2 separate regions of the Homo sapiens genome follow, and region 2 is linked to region 1. Evidence: chromatin contacts called from ENCODE Hi-C or POLR2A ChIA-PET data. All regions are on one chromosome and are shown on one strand. The core of a region is the stretch at or near the end of the contact, and the rest is flanking DNA. Distances in the headings are between cores, read along the strand shown. Region 1 overlaps MYRFL (myelin regulatory factor like). Region 2 overlaps CNOT2 (CCR4-NOT transcription complex subunit 2).

Region 1 (4,290 bases), core at 963-3,462:
GGCATCGTCTTTCTCTAGGAACTCTTGAGAAGCTCCTCCTCCTCATCCCTTACTTGGTCAGTTCATCGCCAAGAGTTCCGGGTGAAGACCTTTTTCCTCCGTGGAGAGGCAGTTACCTAGAGGAAACCAGAAGTCAGGCCTAGATGTCAGGAGATGGCTTCTCCGCTTTGGGCTCTCCCCAGTTACGTGACCCTGGATAAAAAGCTTAATCTCCTTGAACTCAGTGTCTTCAGCTATAAGATGAAAATGGTGCCTGCCTGCCTGCCTGACACCCTTGGCTCTTTTTTATTTTTTAACCAGTTGAACTGAATCATCTTGGAAAGCTACAACTGCTATGTAGACCATAAGGATGAGGATTAAGCTTCCAATCCATCAGCCAGCTACTAACACCTCATTCCAACTTTTCTGCCATTTAATTATTTCCCATGCATTGCTTCTACCACTTCCCCATCATCTCACTCATACTACTTCTCTTGACAGCATTTGTGAAGCTGTGTTTTAAAAGTTCCTTTTCTCTCCTTTCCTTATCCCTTTTTAGCTAATAGAAGTCCTAATCTGTTCACTATTAGCCCCTCTTCCAGACTGCATTCCTTTCTCAGTGCAAATCTGCACTGGTTTTCCTAAACCAGCCAAGGAATGTCCTCCTTTGCTTAGAGGATTCCAAAGAATGGTTGTAATTGTAGACTTTTATACTGATTGTGAAGCTGCGGTTCATATTAGAAGAGCTGTGACCTACTAGCCAGATGGGAATGCAGAGCTAGAGAGTTCTTACATACATTTCCAGATGTCAGTCCTAGATATTGTGACTTTGAACTTTAGAGAGAGATCATCTGTCTGCATTTCAGGTCACACCAACTCAAATTTATCCTTGCAATTGGCTATACAATTCACTACCAAGTCTTACTAAAATGTAAATTGAATATAACAAGTGAGAAAAGTCCTGTACAACCCTTCCTGCTACCACCAGGCATAACACAGAACTTCATTTACAAAAAGTCTTCAAATATTGCTTGTTGGTTTGAAGAAAATATATTGTCTTAAAATAACAAGCTTCTGGAGAACTTCTCACATCCCTTCTAAAAAGCCTTCTCCATCTAAATGAAATGTCACTTCAATCCAGGCTCTAAATGTGAAATTTCTGTATCCCCTTCCTGCTCATGGCAGCATGATAGAATAAAGAAAATCCTGGTCCGTGGTTAGAAGTCTAAGAGTTTAGTCCTGACTCTGGCAACCACCAGCCCAGGAACTTTGGCCGAGAGGCGATCTGTGACTCTGTTTTGTTGTCTGTGAACAGGAAATGCTCATATTCATTTTACCCAGGTTAAGAGATTTTTCTAAACTCATATATGTAAGGTATTTTTTAGCCAGACAAGTCTAAGCAAAGAGAAATTATTTTCTATTTATACAAAATAAAAATTACATGTAATTTATTTATTAAATGATTTCATATTAATAGATTTGTTTTGATAAATCTGTGCACATTTTTGAGATATATATTTGTAGAAATCTTGTCTGTCCCAGTCCACTGTTTATTACAGAGATGAGGGAGATGATGGTAATGTTGATGATGCTGATGACAGATGTGTGAATTTCATCTTCACCTCTTCCTGACTTAGTTTTTGCAACTTTTAAAAAGAGAGCCTTTCTTTCATATACTCTGGGGATCTGACCCTTGGTCAATTTGATGGCATGCATAGGACTGGAAGCAATTTCTTATTCTTTAAGAGTGCATTCTAACCACAGCTGGCTTCTGAATGGATGAGCTGCTACAAAATGTAGTGGTCAAATATGTTACCTAATACTACAATTGGGGAAAATGGATATGGGCTGCTGCTTTGCCCTATGTGTTTCCTCACGCAGGAAACACAGATTTCTTTGTGGATATTAAGAACATGATTATCTACAAAGTCCTGGTGGGGGAGATCTCTGATGCTCACAGGGACACAGATCCAAGACATGGAGAAGATGACGCAGATATGACCGAAACCTCTGCAACTGAGGTCCTGGGCAGAGGAGCAGCTTAACTTGCCCAGCCATTGGCATCGTGTCTACTGATGCGACTGCAGACTGTGGAAGGACATGCAGCTCTGACGGTGGAAACTGAGCAAAACTAGGGGGGAAGGACACGCTGAACACTAAAGGCACATGAAGAACCTCAATGTCAATGCCCAAAAACATGAGGAAGTTGAGAGTTGAATACATCAGTCAAATTCTGTGGTGAAGGCTGAAAAAAGGTAGCAAGATATTAAAAAATTCAAGCCAGAAAAGGGAATCGTTAAGATGAAATGCTCAAAGGCTGTTTTGATTTTCTCCTAACCACAATACCCGTGTGCTAGTGGAAGACAAAAGTAGACATGAAAAAAGCTCAAGAAAGTCAAACATGCAAAGTCTCCCTCTGGGCCAGGAGCCAAACGCAGAAGTTCCTTTGCTCAGGGTGAGCAGGTGTCATTTAAGCTGCTCCTAGTCCAGACTGTGGCTGGGCTGTGGGCCATCACCAGATGACAGATAGCCTTCCCTGAACAGACTGAGTCCCATGGACTGGAAGGTGTTGTCTGTGATGCAATTCTTGAGCTAATGATATATTATAGAAACCTTGGGTGTGAGGCAGCATGATGCTGATGGCTATTTGCATCCATGGTCAAAACTTTCCAAAACTTCTGTGGGCAAGGTCAAAGCAGACACCCAAATTCAGTTTTCAGTTTCTTACTCAACAGGCATTGAAGAGCAAGGCACAGCAGTAAGTGCTGGCCTGGGTAGGGTTCCTGGGAGGATTCAAAGAAGGCACACCCTTTGCCTCAAGTGTTTTCCCTAGGCCAAGTGTACACATAGGGATCATGCAATACAGGCTACTGTTTATATTTAGCTTTGGGAAGACTATAAGTCCAGAAATTAGAAAAGCATTTTGTTTGAGGAACATTGTCATATAAAATGTTTAGGTCTCCAAGTAACCCTCAAAATTTTTCTTGGCTGAAAATCTGTCTAGAGGATGATAGTAGTACCAGAGAACCTAATGCTATGTCTAGCAGTATGTCTTGGGGAATCAAGGATCCAGTTTAGAAACCAGGGACCATTTCCCTCTCTGTAGCCTGGACAGCCTACATGAGGGTACTTTCTCCTCTGCTTTTCATCTGCAACAAAGGAACCAACACTGCCTCTGCTTCCTTCTTTAGCTGGGGCCCTGCAGGTGGGGCAGGAACAAAGGGGAAAATAGGGATTGGGCATAGGACTCACAGGGGCCTATGGCTGAGGAACTGGGTAGGGCCTAGGCAGTGCAAGGCCAGTCCAGGCTGGCTCCTGATTGACCCTCTCTCTTCAATTCTCTTCATGTCAGGGATTGTCTTGCCATTTTAATACCTTCGTTCTTTTATTCCTTCTTTTTTCCATCAAAAATTTTAGGTGCCTATTACATGTCAGACACTTTGCTCGGTACTGTGCAGGTCCTGAGATAAATAAGACTCAAGAATGAAACTTTTACTAAAATTTAAGCTCCAAAAGAGAAACACTCATTGAATCTCCAGTGCTTAGGAGATCATCTGGCACATAGTAGCTACTCAATAGATATTTGTTGACTGAGTGAAGGCGCTCACAGTGATAGATATATGCACAGGGCTATATGAGATTGTGACTGTTCCTTCCAAGTATGACCTGCAAGGCCCTCCCTGCTCTGGCCTTAACCATTCTAGTCCAGTAATGCCAAATTCTGCCTTTGTTCTGCAGATGTCATTCAGGGCATTTGCTGTCTCGGGCCTTGGTTCATGGTGTTCTCTGTGGCTAGCATTCCTGTCTTAGTCTCATCCTTCCCCCTCCCTTCCTATCTTACATCTTTCCCTAACGCTTTAAGTTATCAATGTATTTAACAATTATTAGCTGAGCACCTACAACATGCAAGGAATTGTATTTGAAACTGGTGATATGTTGATGAACCATGACCTTAAACATGTCCTCACTCTCACGGGGTGTATGTGATATAGGAGAAGACAAAGAATGAAGTTGACACAATTAGTTGTCTTGTAATTGTGACTCATGCTATGAAGGAGAACTGGTGCTATGAGCACATAAAGCAGAGGAACTTTGCCTAGACTTGGAGGTCAAGAGATCCTTCTCTGAGAAACAATGCTTACATTGGTGAAGGGGAAGGCAGGGGAATGGGAAGGAAGAGCTTTTGAGTCTGGGAAAACAGCATGAACAAAGGCTGGAAAGTGAAAGGAGCAGAGTTTGTCTGAGGAACTGGAGTAAGCCAAGATCTCAGCTGGGCTTCATCATCGCTAGGAAGCCTTCCTTTACGTGTCC
Region 2 (4,763 bases), core at 532-3,031, 410 kb after region 1:
TTACTTGTGCTGCATCCCCTACTGTAATGTGTTTCTTGATCTAAAGTTTTATATTTTTCTAAGAAATTTACCTTTATATTATTAACTTTCAGAATTTAAAAAATATATACATTTTGTTTTCTGCTAATAGTACTTACTGTTCTGTCAGAGTATATTTCTTGTGCATTTTCTATACTCATAAAAAGCATTTCTGTGACATTCACATTTCTTCACTGTGTATTAAATCCATTTTTAGCACCGATTTGTTTGATGAAATATTGCCTTCAGAATTTAAAAGTACAGGTTCTTAGGGATAGACTTTATAAGAAATTAGATATTTGCATTTTTGACACATTTTGAGGCAGTAATTTTAAGATATGTCTGTATAGCTGATCGATGCTTATTTTACATGAATGTGTTGAAGGTTACAAACTCTTAAATTTAACATTAAACTACTTTTATTATTCCTGTAAAGCTGTGTTTACTAACCACCTTCATGTAGTGGCACATAGAGAAAATTGTATATAATATTACACACTGTGGTAAGTGAATCAGCCTACGGTTCTTGATCTCAAGTAATTGGCCTAGGGACCTACCACCTCTTTACCTTCATGCTCTGCTTCCCCTCCCTACTTACTCCCTCCTCCCATTTTGAGAGGGCAGGTAGATACCCAGGCATATCTGTAACTCATGGATGTATAATCAGTGTGAGAAAGTAGACTAAAATGTGTGTTGTCTGGAGTTAACTATTCAATAAACATAAATATCTGATGAAAAATGTTTTAAGTGTTTTGTTTGACAATATTCACATTATGGATTGTTCTAAGTCATGCATTTATGTTGGCCAGCATCTTATATTTGCAGCCTTTAGAAACAACTGTACTTTTTCATTTATAGCTTATAATGACAGAAAATCATGATTCTTAAGAATTTTATATAAATCTTTTACCTCCTTTTTTTGATGGTTGATTTGTATTACTATTAGGAAAACCAGATTTTAAGATATCAAGCATTATTTGGGATAAAGAAGGCCACTACATAATCATAAAAGAAAACTTACTAAAAAGGATAAAACTTCCTTTTTTATTTTTTAATTTTACTTTTAAGTTCCAGGATACGTGCGCACAACGTGCAGGTTTGTTACATAGGTATACATGTGCCATAAACCTTTTACCTTCTGTGATCAACTAAAGCTTTATTATATATTCTTGTTCTTGCAATTTGGAAATGAACTTTTAATATACCTACAAAATATTTTCAGTTAATGCAGTAACAGTAATCTATAATACCTAAGAAAAGAACTTATCAGGCATCTTTTGATCTGTTGGGTTATAATTGGGAAAGAATATATAGTTTAATTGTATAGATAAAGGATGTTAGTTTAATTATCTAGGTTGCACAACCTCTGGATTTGGGAGGGAATATTTATAAGGTTTGATTTTTTTTTTTTTTTTTTTTTTTTTAGAAAAATCACTACTGTCGTATTAATATTACTGTTTTCTTTAGAGTGGTGTATAACTCAGCCCTACCTCAAGAGTTACTGATGTGTACCATTGGTCTAAAACTATAGTATAAAAAATTTTGCAAACTTTAGTATAATTGAAACAACTTAGAATTTTGACATGAAAATAGTATGAAATGTATATTGTAAAACCTCTACCCTTTAAATGTTTTACCTCAGCACCACAAGACAGGGTGAGAAAATAGAAAAAAAAACAAACAAAAATACATGTTTCACTTCTTGGTTTTTCTAACTGTGGTCAGTGTCAGCATGATTTTTCATCCCTGGAAACCACAGATCAGCCTCTGATAGTTCTCTCTTTTGTGAGTCTCCATTAACCTCCTTTTCCCGTTATACCCCAGCTAGTCAACAGGACATAAAATAACTGTTACTTCTACCACCAGAATGCGTCTTATTTTTAGTCTCACTTCTGCTGTTGTCGTTTAGTATCTCAGCATATCCCATTTCTGCTATTAGAGGTATCTTCCCAAAACCCATTTTGATTGCCACCTTCTTGCTTAATATTATTTTTCTTTTTATTGCTATAGTTGGTAGCCATTCTTGTATGACATTTATTTCGCATTCTTCTATGCCATAACATGGGTGAGCTTTATCTCCAAATAGAGATGAACTTTATCTCCTTTCATAGTTATCCTATCACCACTGTTTATGTTCTCTAATAATATTACAAATCTTTATTTTTTTTAACAACTGGATACTGGGTTTTTGTGTTCAATTTTTAAATTTTTGTTCAATTTTTTTGAATTTCAATAGTTTTGGGGGTACAGGTGGTTTCTGATTACATTACTAACCTTTGTTACACTTATACTCACTGCATATTCTTGAGGGAAGACCCCTTCATTGTATGTACCTAAATGTTACCACTCTATAGAGTATTCCTGATACCTTTGTGTAGCTCCAGTGATGTTTCATGTTTCCTTTAGAGCATTTACCACACTGTGCCTTAAAATATAATGAGTTGTATAATTCATTCTCTTTCCCCACTAGATTGTAAGCCCCTTGATGACATGGCTCATGTCTTATTTAATTAGGATGTTTTGATGGTTGTCTAATATAAGACAGGAAATACGCAAATATGCACACACACATATTTTCATTTACTCAGCTTCAGTATTTACTTTTGAGTATATAACACTGCTACATTCATTTCTATGAGGATATATATAATGAATGTATGTTCTGTGAACATATCTTCAAATAATTTACATCTACAAGGAAAAAAAAATGGATAAATTCAAAGGCATTGTACAAGTGCCATGAAGTTCACATCACAAATACATAAATTATATACCATGTCTATATAATTTTATTTTTTTAACTTGCTAAGTGAAAGAGTAGTGCTGCTGTAACTCAAGTTAGTGTGACTTTTAGAAAACTTATAGTATTAAAAATTAATTTCATTTCTACAGTTTGGTTTTATCGAATTGTGATATTCTCTTAAGAAACATGGAATATATTATAGAATGTTTGTTTTATGTTTTTCTGAAGAATGAGAAAATGTTAGATTTTCACATTTATGGTATGATTTACAGATTTGTGGAGTGTAAATGCAATGCTCTGCTCTGTTTTCTTTATGCTCTAATATAATTAATTTGTTTCTAGATGCTGGCATCACCATCTACATCAGGTCAGCTGTCTCAGTTTGGGGCAAGTTTATACGGGCAACAAAGTAAGAATTTTGTATTTATTCTGGGATACTTTATTTAAAGAGAAAAATAAGTAACTACCAAATAAAGAACAACCAGTACTTCCTTTGTGGGTTTATTGTATGACTTAAAAGGAAAAATGTTTAATTTTCAGAGTTTTATTTTACTTACATAGCAAAACCTCATTATTTCAGACCTTATTGATCCTATGGTTGCTATTACTTGGATATAGCATAGATTGAAATTTATTTCAACATCTTTTACATCTGTAAATTTTTTGCAGTATTTTTGAAGAATTTGCTAAACTAAAAATAGACATTCTCTGTGTTTTCAATTAAAGGAAGTTAAAAGCTTTTTTAGTTTATTTGACTGGCTACTCTGTGTGTGTGTGTGTGTGTATGTGCACGCCTGTTTATTAAGTAAACTCATTACTTAGCAGTTTGTAAAATGTTCTTTGTTTCACAAGTATTTCTTAAATATTTCTTCTTTTGCTTTAGCTCAGTCTGGATATAGAATCTAGATTTTTGACTCACGGTTTAATGCTTGTTCCGTTTTGCAGGCTTCTACTTCTATTTTTTTAAAGTGTTGTAATACTTTTAAAGCGCTTAGCACAGAGCCTAGTGCATAGTAAGTGCTCAATAAATGTTAGCTATTATCACATAAAATTTTTATAAAACTAAACAATAAAATATCTTTATATTTTCTCAAATTAACTTCCCAAATTGTTAAATATTAGTATGATTTTATCATCTCTGTTAATGTCAGATCTGTTGATCTCCCATTTCTGTTAATGTAATCTCTGTTAATAGAAGAAGGGAATTAAAAGTGTTATAAATTCCCATCAGACATTATAGGATAATTGAATAACTGAAGAAGACATCTGATGACTATCCTAACCAGTTTCAAGTAAAAATCAATAATTTGATTTGGAACTCTCCCAGTATAATGAAAAGCAAAGTTTTGACAGGTATCAGAATAGTTTGTCATAACACTTTACCTTCCAAATTGATTCGAAGTGGGAGGATGAAACTAATTTTGTATACAAGCATGGTTTCCATTTACTTTTTTCTGTCTATCTTTTGTGGCTTTTCTCTTTTTTGCTATGGAACACAATTTTGTTAATATAGAATTAGTAGATAAAAGTTATTCTGTATTAACAGTTTCTCCAATTAAACCAAGAAACGTATTTCCAAAGCTTATTACATAAAAAAATTGTTTATCTACAAATATTTATCCTAGTTGTTGAAGGACTATTATTAGCTAGTAATTTATTCTGCTTACCCTGTGTTTTAGTGTGGCTTTCACCCTTCTGGTAACCCTTACTATAGAAATATCTAGCTATTTTAAAGCTACCTTTTATTTCTTCAGAGCAACTGCAAAGAACTTACTTTACCTTTTGGAAGACCACCGTTTATCACAGCAGAAAGTAGATATGGATTGGAGAAAAATTGTATTTGAGAAACTAAGGTTATTTTGTAAAGGATAATGGCAATTACTATACTTATAATCAGCTATCTGGATTTTTTAAAATTCTGGTCTAATTTTTTTAGCCTACAAATCTGAAATTCTAACTGGGCTAAGATATGGAATGGGTTATGTTTAAAATGCAGTTATAT

Evidence for each region. Hi-C counts contacts between places; a loop is a spot of excess contacts on that map. ChIA-PET counts read pairs that join two places held with the same protein, here RNA polymerase II (POLR2A). Pooled maps may share reads with other maps.
Region 2: a map with no recorded cell type shows a loop between it and region 1 (7-fold over the local background). The contact joins two enhancer-like sites. A Hi-C loop is called at or near these places in 2 of 37 single-sample maps with no recorded cell type and 5 of 50 pooled maps. POLR2A ChIA-PET finds 5 or more read pairs at or near these places in 2 of 52 experiments (A673 and Panc1).

Annotation. Positions count from the first base shown.
Region 1 is chr12:69,904,304-69,908,593 of GRCh38, forward strand. The region is part of intron 11 of MYRFL (myelin regulatory factor like); the gene reads left to right. Among named protein-coding and RNA genes, the nearest start is that of MYRFL, 81 kb to the left of the region's middle. RefSeq lists an enhancer at 2,019-2,088. Within about 2 kb of position 2,213, at least 2 of the 41 ENCODE cell types and tissues checked have a DNase peak (open chromatin) inside an H3K27ac peak, as active enhancers do.
Region 2 is chr12:70,316,195-70,320,957 of GRCh38, forward strand. CNOT2 (CCR4-NOT transcription complex subunit 2) reads left to right here. Exons shown (of 16, transcript NM_014515.7): 4 at 3,104-3,170. Among named protein-coding and RNA genes, the nearest start is that of KCNMB4, 48 kb to the right of the region's middle. Within about 2 kb of position 1,782, at least 2 of the 41 ENCODE cell types and tissues checked have a DNase peak (open chromatin) inside an H3K27ac peak, as active enhancers do.